Regions from separate parts of the Mus musculus genome. Here region 1 is linked to region 2. Evidence: chromatin loops called from intact Hi-C (ENCODE). Cell type or tissue: heart. All regions are shown on one strand. Each heading gives the region's core, and the rest is flanking DNA. Links, peaks and the distances in the headings are about the cores only.

Evidence for each region. Hi-C counts contacts between places; a loop is a spot of excess contacts. Peaks named below come from ENCODE experiments on the same cell type or tissue, not always from the same donor. Only the 100,000 strongest peaks of a DNase experiment are listed, where the experiment ranks them.
Region 1: it touches region 2 in a loop (2.6-fold over the local background); 11 of 42 quality-filtered maps call a loop at or near these places.

The regions. Positions count from the first base shown.
Region 1 is chr1:87,243,942-87,249,315 of GRCm38, forward strand. No RefSeq gene overlaps it. Among named protein-coding and RNA genes, the nearest start is that of Efhd1, 18 kb to the right of the region's middle. In heart, for the core only: a CTCF peak has its summit at 2,426 (motif pointing right); a DNase peak (open chromatin) is centred at 2,420; H3K4me3 peaks cover 626 bases.
Region 2 is chr1:87,404,477-87,409,850 of GRCm38, forward strand. Gigyf2 (GRB10 interacting GYF protein 2) reads left to right here. Exons shown (of 29, transcript NM_146112.4): 10 at 2,508-2,725; 11 at 2,817-2,979; 12 at 3,059-3,247. Among named protein-coding and RNA genes, the nearest start is that of Kcnj13, 12 kb to the left of the region's middle. In heart, for the core only: no CTCF peak of the experiment used is centred there; no DNase peak of the experiment used is centred there.

The DNA.
Region 1 (5,374 bases), core at 183-5,182, 160 kb before region 2:
GACATCCACATATGCTCTGTAACATTAATTAATTAACTAATTAGTTCAAAAAACTTCAAAATCAGTCTTTAGTAGTTAGAGAGATGGCTCCGTGTTTAAAAGCTCTGGTTGATCTTCCAGAAGACCAGGATTTGGTTCCCAGCACCTATATGGTGGATCACAGCCATCTATAACTCCAGTTCCAGGCAATTTATTGGCCTCCTCTGTCTCCTAGGGTACCAGGCATGCACTTGGTAGACAGACAGACAGAACATGCATCACAAATCTTTAAAATGTTTTAAATCAGTTTTTTTAAAATACTGTTTCATGTTAGCCTAGTCAAGGAAATTCTTCACAGATGTGCCCGAAGGCCTGTCTCCCGGGTGAGTCCCTGACAACTTTTAACCGTCGCTATGACCAGATGGTAGTGAAGTCATCCAGGGACCATGCTAGCTTTTCTAATCGTTGTCATGGCTCCAGTATGAATCCTTTCTGTGTGAACAAAGACCGAGCCATCAAAGGGTCAGATACTCGGTGACACAGATCCCGAGTCCTGCGGCCACAGATGGAAAGAAGCCCTTAAGGTGTATGCCACAAAAATGCCCCCTTGCTTCACTGTGCTTGTTTCTTGAGCTGAGAGTAGCTGTTCCAAGAGTGTTTAAAGCCTACACTAAGGTCTAGACAGTGTTGTACACCTGCTAGACAGTGGTGACAGTGGGACCATTCTGAGGGCCTGCTTTCTGTGGTTTTGTCTTGCACTTTTAAAAAATATTTATTTGTAGGTTGAGTTCAATAGTGCATAGATTTAATCCTAGCACCCAGAAGGCAGAGGCAGGTGGATCTTGTGAGTTTGAGGCCAGCCAGTTCTCCGTATCACATCCAAGACAGCCAGAGCTGCATAATAAACTCTCCCATAAAGCAAACATTCATAGGTGTGCACCCCTGACCACACATGTAGAAGCCAGAGGCCCATGCTGTGTGTCTTCTTTAGTTACTCCCACTTTTATTATCATCAGCATTAATTGACAGGGTCTCTTTGTAACCCTGGATGTCCTGGAACACTATGTAGACAAGGCTGTCCTTGAACGCTCGGTGATCCTCCTGCTTCAACATCCCAGCTCCTGGGAGGAGAGAAGACCTTGGCAACAAGGGTCACGAGCAAGGGAAGACCAACTGTAGTGTTCACAGGAGTGGAGAAGTGCTCGAGTTCCCAGTGGCCAGAGTCAGTCTTGATTTAACTGCAGAGATGGGGGCCAGTTCCTGGTGCCACACCTTGAAAGTGAGGTGACGTTAGCCAAGAAGAGAAGGCCTTGCCTGGCCTGTTCTTCAAGGCTTGAATACAAGTCTTCAAAAGACTAGAGAAGTTTCCAATTGAGAGTTCAGCTTGCCATAAAAGCTCCGATGCTCTTTAAAGGCACATGGCATAGTCCACCTGCCAAAACCATAAATTTCACAGTGTTTGGTACCCAATAAAAATTCCTTGACATAGGAGGAGGAAGCAGAGAATGCCTTAGTCTGAAGAACAGACACTATAAATAGGCTCAACAAGGGCAAAGACTCCAAATTTCCATTTTAAATGAGTTTCCAACTAACATTCCCTAGTGAAGATTGGAACTAAAATCCCTCTTTTTGTCTCCTTGCTGTTGCCCCCTTCCTGTTCCCACCTAGCAGTGAGCTGTGGCCAGTGGCCCCCAAGAGTAGATCAGCCCTGCAAAGTGACCTTATCTTACCACACCAGGCCCCTTTGCCATTTCCAGTGTCACCTCCAGAAAGTCCTCCCTGGCCTCCTGTGAAACGTTCTTGCTGCCTTGTTTTTTGTTTTGTTTTGTTTTTCCTTCCTTGCCATTTATTTATTTATTTATTTATTTATTTATTTATTTTTTTAGATTTATTTATTTATTATATGTCAGTACACTGTAGCTGTCTTCAGACACTCCAGAAGAGGGCGTCAGATCTTGTTACAGATGGTTGTGAGCCACCATGTAAGGTTGCTGGGATTTGAACTCCAGACCTTCGGAAGAGCAGTCGGGTGCTCTTACCCACTGAGCCATCTCACCAGCCCCTCCTTGCCATTTATTGCAGTGCATGCTGAATTTGTGTGAGTCCTTAAAATCGTCTCTCTTAGAGAATATAAACTGGGGCCTGGTGTGCTCTTGAATCTCCGAGAGGAAGTAGCACCTGGTTCAGTCTTAGGTGAAGGAAGCATACAGTACGCCAGCCGGAAGCTCATTAGCTGCGGGAACAAATCATTCAGCAGCTGCTCTCCGCAGTCTTTCGTCAGGTCAGGAACTGTGGCGCAGAAGACATCGTCTTCAATGTGAGTCGTTCCCGGGGCACAAAATGCAAAGTGCAGCCTGTGCTCTTTAAAGCCCTTGGTCAATACTGCTGTCCAGGTTGGTTTTGGTCCTGTCTCCACTGGGTGCACGGTTATGCCCAGCTGCTTCCACTAGGGGGCACTCCAGGACCCCAGTTCCCGCAGGGTAGTGGGTTTGCTCTGTCTGTGCAGGTCAGTCTCCTAGAGAGAATGAAACACGAAATCTAGATAGCCTGCGACCCTCCCGACGAGCATAGTGACATGGATCTTACCTGTCCAAGGAAAAAGGTGGCTTCCTCACCTTAATCCTCTGCGTCCCAAGCCGGGTCTCCTGGAGAAATGAAGGGCAGGGTATGGCCCTGGGCATCCATGCCGACCCCTTTCCTTAAAGCAGGGGAACTCCAGCTCTCTCCATTCTCACAGAAGCAGGACCTATCACAATCTTCTCTCCTCTTCCCCTTGATCCTCCTCCTCCTCCTCCTCCTCTTTCTTTCCCTCTCCCTCTTCCCTCTCCTCCCTCCCTCTCCCTCTTCCCTCTCCTCCCTCCCTCTCCCTCTTCCCTCTCCTCCCTCCCTCTCCCTCTTCCCTCTCCTCCCTCTCCCTCTCCCTCTTCCCTCTTCCCTCTTCCCTCTCCCCCTCCTCCTCCCCCTCCCCCTCCCCCTCCCCCTCCCCCTCCCCCTCCCTCTCCCTCTCCCTCTCCCTCTCCCTCTCCCCTATGCCACCACTTTGGAAGGTATTTTTGGCTTTGCTAATTAAAAAATAACATTAGTTCAATGTTCTTTTGAGGCGCTGGGAGGCAAACCCAGAGGTTCAGTCATGCCAGGCAAATGCTTTATTACAAATGACACCCCAGCACCCCGAGTTTTGTTTTGTTTGCTTATTTACATGAAAGGAAACAGTAGAGTAATTTTGCAATTACCTGGGTAAAAGAGAGGAAAAAACCTCCTTTGCAGATTATAGAAAAGGAAAGTGATTGGAGGGAACTTCAAGAAGAAAAGCAGGAGGCTGGGCATGGTAGCGCATGCCTTTAGTCCCAGCACTCGGGAGGCAGAGGCAGGAGGATTTCTGAGTTCGAGGCCAGCCCGGTCTACAAAGTGAGTTCCAGGATAGCCAGGACTAAACAGAGAAACCCTGTCTTGAACCCCCTCCCCCCAAAAAAAGCAGGAAGTGCAGTGACGCATTCAAACATCTCATTATCGCGATACTAGCAAATGGATAGGACTGAACATTGGTCGGACCCTTAGGACATGGATATGACTGAATCTGTGCCATTAAATATTAGAGATGATGATGACCACAACAACGACCATGAAGGTTTTTCAAGACATAGTTTCCCTGTGGAAACCTCGCTGCCCTGGAACTAGATCTGTAGACGAGGCTGGCCTTGAACTCAGAGATATCAGCCTGCCTTTGCCTCCCAAATGCTAAGATTAAAGGCGTGTACCACCACCACCCAGTTAGAGATGATTTATTTTTTAAAGATTTAATTTTGCTTGTGTGTCCCTGTGCATATATGTTCTATGTGTCCAGGTCCCTGAGAAAGCCCGAAGAGAGCGTCGAATTCCCCAGAGCTGAGGTTATGGTTGTGAGCAGCCCGATGTGGGTGCTGGAAGAATACACCTAACCCACCGGCCGTCTCTCCAGCCCCCACCCCCAATTTATTTTTAAGTCTCAAGAGTCCGTTTAGGCAACAAGTTATTTGACATTGAACCCAAGGCTAAAAATCTGTTCTACCACTAAGCTAAACCATCAGCCTCTGTAAGCACACATGATAAACGGAGCGGAGAGTAAGTAAAATACACATTTTGGGACAGGGTGATGCTGGCTGGCCTCAACCCCAGAACCCTTGCCTCTGTCCCCCTAGTGCTGGGATTATAGGCCCACCCAGCATAAATTTTGACTTCAACCTTTTTGACTTTTCTCCTTTGTTGGATTTCTTTTCAGTGCCTGAGTGTGCCAGGCATTGTGTGTGATAGCGATCAGGGATCCAAGGTGAATTAACTAAGGTCCTCTGTGAGTTTTCCCCAGGAGGAGGGACTAATGTGACCCTCAGGGAGGGAGAGGGAGCAAGTCTTGGGCTTCTTTCTCCTTCCACTTTCCACTACTGACCTTCCCTCACTGCTGGGCCATGCATCTCCGTTGATGTGTGTTGTCATTCCCAAGACGGAAGCGCTCGCACCTGTGGGCATGGGCCCAAGGCTAGCAGTCATTTCCTGCGAGGGCTGGACATAGCAGAAAGCAAATGTTCACCATCAGGTGTCTTCCTGCAGTTCTTCAGCAGAAACACAACTCGGTGGGCCCAGCAACACCTATAGATGCCCCTGCAGGTGGGTCATGGGTCTGCCTCTCAAAAGAAAGACTTCATGCAGAACTGAGGGCACATGACTGATACAGCGTGGTCATTGCAATGGCACGCACGTCATCCACTCAACTGTCGGTTGATGAGATACTAGGGCCCAGAACACTGAGTGCCTCTCTTAACCCTCACACAGAGTGAGAACTCCAGAGATGGATGAAGTGGGGCTGAGCAGAGAGCCATCCACTCCCCGAGGGGAGAGGTCGGAGTGCTAAGGGTTTAGTTCTGAATCTCAAATGTGGGACATCAAAAAATAACAAGGGCCAGGCCGTGGTGGCCCATGCCTTTAATCCCAGCACTTGGGAGGCAGAGGCAGGCAGATCTCTGAGTTCGAGACCAGCCTGGTCTACATAGTGAGTGAGTTCCAGGACAGCCAGGGATACATGTCTTTTTCTTCTTCCCTTCCTTCCAGGACTGGAAGTTTAAAGAGTTACAGACAAGGTTGCACCACTATGCAGTGGTTTTTGTGTCTAAATATAATTGTCTTTTTATATATACTCCTGTGTGGTTTTTGTTTTCCAATTAATTTTTTCCCATATAGACTCATTATAAAAAGTCTGTAGGTGCCACCAGAGACCACCAAGGGCCAGGGAACAGGTTCCTGAGAAGTCACCAGCTTTGCAGGGTCCTGCTGTTAAGCCCCATTCAGCCCCAGCTCACAGAGAGGCTCTGGGTGCTCAGCAGGCAGAGGAAATTGAGAGAGCCTGAATGGTACCATCCAACAA
Region 2 (5,374 bases), core at 287-5,286:
GACACTGATGCTTTGTGAAGCTCCTTTTCTGCTGACCTGCTGCTTCCATCCTCATGATGCTCAGATGTCTGCAGCTTGAGTTGTGGGGTCACACAGACAGAAAAGTGTGTCTGCCCTATGAAGCATAATATTAGCTATATGCCAGAGAAGCTTACCTTGGTAGTAGGTGGTAGTGAGTACTATAAATCAATGTAAGTATTTTCCTCTTTTAAGAGTCAAGTTGTTAGTCAAACCTCTAACCTAGTCAACATACAGTAGCAAGCTTTTAGTTTGTTATCAAGAGGTATGTAGATAGAGGCATTATGCAATTAACCAAAAACCTGATGATTATACCAGTTCTTCAGAGATGCATCTTAGGAGGCAGATTTTTTTGTCATGAGTGGGCATTGTTTATATCATAGGATCTAGGCAGTTATCCTTAGTCTGTATCTAGGCAACTACACGTCATAATTCTCTTCAAGGCATTGCAGCATCTTGTGCTGAGTTTGTCTGTAGGGAGAAGTGTTGTAGACTTATGTTCCCAACAAGCATTCAGTGAAGAATGGACAGAATCTGGGCTGAAGGAGAAGAGAAATTCCAGCTAGTCAAAAACAAACAAGGTGAATGTTTTGGAAGGTGACTGGTGCTTCTGGGCCCATGTGTGTGATGTTGATTCTGTTGAAGGGAGTTAGGTCAGCTTTTAGTGCCATTTTCTGCTGTTGTACTCCCAACAGCTTAGAATTTCACATAGTGTTTTCCTCATCTTTCCTAAATCTTTCTCCTTCAGTTTTGTCTTTCATATTAGTTTTGCTGTCAGCTTCACAATCCATTCCTGCTCCCCCGTCCATGTATTTTTAAAAGATGCTTTAGGGGATAAAGATAAAATCGATCTAGAGGAAACAAACAAACAAACAAAAAACCAAAGATTTGTGCTGTTTTTTGTTTGTTTTAAAGAATACATTTTGCTTTTAAGTCTGGCGTGTTTTGTCTAATCACTTAGGTGTGATAGGCTAACATCTACCTTTTAGGTTATAGTAAATCTTTTATTCGAATTGGAATAAAAATTTTAAATACAATATTTTAGACTGATTTATCCAATGAGATACCCTCACTTTATTCTAGATCAAAAAGCCCATAAAGCTGAGGTTACCCGTGATGAGTCGTCTGCCTCACTTGCTACATTTAGTTTCCTGAGCAAGATTTTGCTAACTCTTGGTAAAACGGCTTCCGAGATGTAGTTTTACTAAAGCAGGGCTCACAGCTGGATATAGCTAGAGATAGGGCTCAGAGAACAGGGAAGCCTCCACTCTGGGAGATGAACTTAGGAAACTCAGTAAGAGGGAAACAGGAGCTGAGTGCCTAGAAGGATAGATTCCTATCTGTGTGCATACTTAGACTGCTTAGAAACGATAGCAGTGGGATCCAACATTTGATCATCAAGACTTCTTTTGATGGCTCTAGGCTTACATTTAAACAATGTGTATGTAAAATTCTGAGTTCTCAGGTAGTAAATGTTTTACATATCAGGCGTTGTCTTTTTGAACATCCTATGTTTTTGTCTGTATTTGGCACCTTAATGTTTTCCACAGTATTTTTTTTTTTTTTAAGATTGATAGTTTTAGCAAATTTGACCTCAGGAATGAGAGCATTTCACTTTGGCCTCATTTCTTTCTTGTATCCTTTAACAGAGTAAGAGTCAAAACTAGAAAACTCATAGGTTAAAAACCATTTTTCTTTTTATGACTCTTTTAGATGTGGGTTGGGCAGATGTAGCAAGAACTTCCCTTTTCCTTTCAGAAGAGTACTTCTGAAAAATGAGCAGGGCAGTCCTTTTCTGTTGGGAAAGTAGATTTGGTAAATAGTATGCTGGGGTGGATTTAGGAATGCCCCTGGGGATGTTAGGAAGAAGTAAGAGCTGAGGAAGAAGGTGGAAGGGGAGGAAACTTACTCCTGTGGGCAAGCAGCACAGGATGCAGGACTGAACACTCTGCTTTGCCACATCAAACCTCTTACATCATACTCTATCTGTCATGTAATTTCATGAATTTTTTGTTGTTGTTTATAATCAGAATTATAAGTGAAAACTCAGCACTAGTAATTAGGCACAGTAAGTTTGATGTTAGTTAACACAGGGAACTGATATACTTTATAGAATGATGCTTTTGTGGTAAGAAAGGAACTGCTTTAATACCAAAGAGAAAGCATAAGTAACAGCCAGGGAGTGCACTTTGGGTACGAGTAGACCACACAATTAATCAATGCTCATTGATTGCCTAATTATTCCAAGTATCCTTTCAGTGTGCTTTGTTCCAAATTTATCTTGTAAAGCTCAACTTAGTAACATGCCACGATACTGTGAAGGTAAATACTGTGAGTGCTCTGAGCTCTGAGCTCAGTTCACCCTGTTTCTCTTCAGGAGATTGACCATTACAGCTCATAGCCATCTTTTTTTTTTTCCCCCTATAATTTTCTTTTCCCAATACTGTCATAACCCTTTCCTAAGGTTTCTGTCTTCCTCCTCAACTCAGATGGCCCTCGTTCTACAGGCTGGCGGGAACACATGGAACGCCGTCGGAGGTTTGAGTTTGATTTTCGAGACCGAGATGATGAGCGTGGTTACCGAAGGGTGCGCTCTGGCAGTGGGAGCATAGATGACGACAGGGATAGCTTGCCGGAGTGGTGCTTAGAGGATGCTGAGGAAGAAATGGGCACGTTTGACTCTTCTGGGGCATTCCTCTCTCTAAAAGTAAGAAGACTGTTTTAAATACCGTGATAGCCCTGACCTCACACCAAAACCAAATATGCTGATAAACTTTGGTTTTATTTCCTTGCTACAGAAAGTGCAGAAAGAACCTATTCCTGAAGAGCAGGAAATGGACTTTAGGCCTGTGGAGGAGGGAGAGGAGCGCTCTGACTCTGACAGCAGCCATAACGAAGAGGCCAAAGAACCGGATAAGACAAACCGAAGAGAGGGGGAGAAAACAGACAGAGCAGGGGCTGGTGAGAGCCATTTTTGTCTTCCCGCACAACCTTAAACAAAAACCTTCCTGAATTCATTTATGATTACTTTGTGTTCCAGAAGCTAGTGAGGAAGTACCTCAGACGTCATTGTCATCTGCTAGACCAGGTACCCCTTCAGATCATCAGCCTCAAGAAGCCACACAGTTTGAGAGGAAAGATGAACCCAAAGCTGAACAAGTGGAAAAGGCTGAAGAAGAGAATCGGTCAGAAAATAGTCTCTCAGCCAAGGTCCCCAGCAGAGGGGATGGTATGTGTTTGTGAGAGTGGACACTAACGTGGGATTTTCTGAGACCAGTAGTCACTAATGTGACTGCTTTTACTTAACACCATGGAACTGTTTCCAGGAAATGAATTATTAGAATAAGTACCAGTACCAGAAAATGCAAGCAAATGTTTTCCCCATGTCTCCAGATCAAAATTCATGAGAGAAGGGTTAAAATCTGCAGGAGTGAGAATAAGAGCTTTACTTCCTAAGGCACTAGAGCTGTCTCGACTGCACTTACACGTTTGTTTAGGATCATTGTTTGGAAGCCCATAGCAGAAGTTGCCTTCCTTCTTCTAGTATCATATATTTAAGCTCACACCAAAATGCCACTGTCCCAGGGGAATAGAAGGAGCACTTGGGACAGTCTGGAAGCCCTTTATCACCTTTGCTAGATAGCAAGGCTTTACAGATCTTCTCTAGTATTAACTATATTTGTTTGAATGGCTCATACACCTTAAGAGCACCATTGTTGTATATTTATGTGATTATTTTTGAAAAGAGTTAAAATTGCATTATAATACAATGTTGAAGGACTGTTGGACTCAGTCACCATAATAGTCTGCCCTTGGTAACACAGCCTGCCTTCTTGGTGGGATCTCACAAGTGGCCCCTTTGCAGTTTCAGCATGAGCCACTTTTATTCCCCCACGATGGACTCACCATCCTGAAAATGTTGTAGGCCTTGATTTGTGCCCTGTTTTTTGTGTTATGCTTCTCTACAATCCCTCCTAGTTCAGCTGTAAATAAGACTTACTATTAGTAGGCCCTTGGGATGTTTCAGGAAAACCTTGAAATAGGAAGTAGAATTTAGAGGTATAGATACAGCTGGGTCCATTGAGAAAAGGTTGTAATGTACCTACAGGTAGAAATTAGAAGCTAGCTTCCAAGGATCACTTTTCTCATTCAACCATGTAGGTTCCAGAAATTGAGCTTAGACTGTTAAGTTTATTTAGTTAGCACCCACAAAACACTAAGCCATCTTGGGGTTCCCTCGGGCCACCTTCAACCCTTATAAAACATAGGTACTACGTGTGCTAAGCAGATTGGTAGAAAATGTTGGAACTTAGATTTGATAGCTGTGTATGGTATCTTATGACACACGTGACCTGCTGAACTTCTGAGTAGACACAATGAGGCAGGCAAAGCCCATGTAAAATGAGGTAGTGGCAGATGAGATTTTAGTTAGAAATTGACAGACTTTAGGTACATCAGGGTGGAACAGAGGTAGAGATAGTCAAAGTAGTTCAGAAGATTAGGTACTTGAGAACGAGTGGCAGTTGAGTCCGTTTGAGAAGGAATGATTAAATTCAGTTTTGAACATTGGCTGTGAACCATGAAGAAGAATGAGAGTTGACTAGAAAAAAAACTCGTAAGTGAGGGGACTCTAGTTGAATGGGTGTAGTTTAGGACCATGGAGATAATAAATCCAACGAGCTTTGTCTTTTGTGATAGCACAGGCCTGTAACCCTAGCAATTGGGAAGTGGAGGCAGGAGGATGGAGAGTTAGAGGCCAACATGGGCCAAGGAGTAAGGCTGCCTCAAAAACAAAATAAAGAGCATAATAACAAAACGATACAATTGGTAGGGATGAGGAAAAGAAAGAGAACCTTGGGTGATTTTTAGTTTAGGGGAGAAACCAGAGAGAGCCCAAAGTAGAGCCTAGAAGAGTAGAGTGCAGGGAGGAGAGCAATTCTGGCTTGAGAACATCAGCTGCCGTGGAGCTCTGCAAGGGGAAGGTGTTGCACCTGGCAGGTGGCTGTCACTGGGTATCTTTGAGAGGTCCTGTCCATAGAGTGGACAGGCAGGGGGTGACGACACAGAAGCGTGTAGAGACTGAACTTTAGAACAGTTAGGGAGCACTTGAAGAGGAGCAAACATTTGAAGTGGCTTGTTAGGATTGAACAATAGAGGCTTTAAAGGAGAAACTTCAATTTGATTTAGTTACATGGTTTTCCACACTTACTTTAGGAGCCTACATACGGAGAGGTTAGAACTAGGAGCCAAGGTGAGGGTGGAGCAATAGCTCATTAGTTTAAGCACAGGCTGGCTGCTCTTCCAGAGGACCTGGGCTTAATTCCCAGCATCCTCATGGCCTCTCACAGCTGTCCAC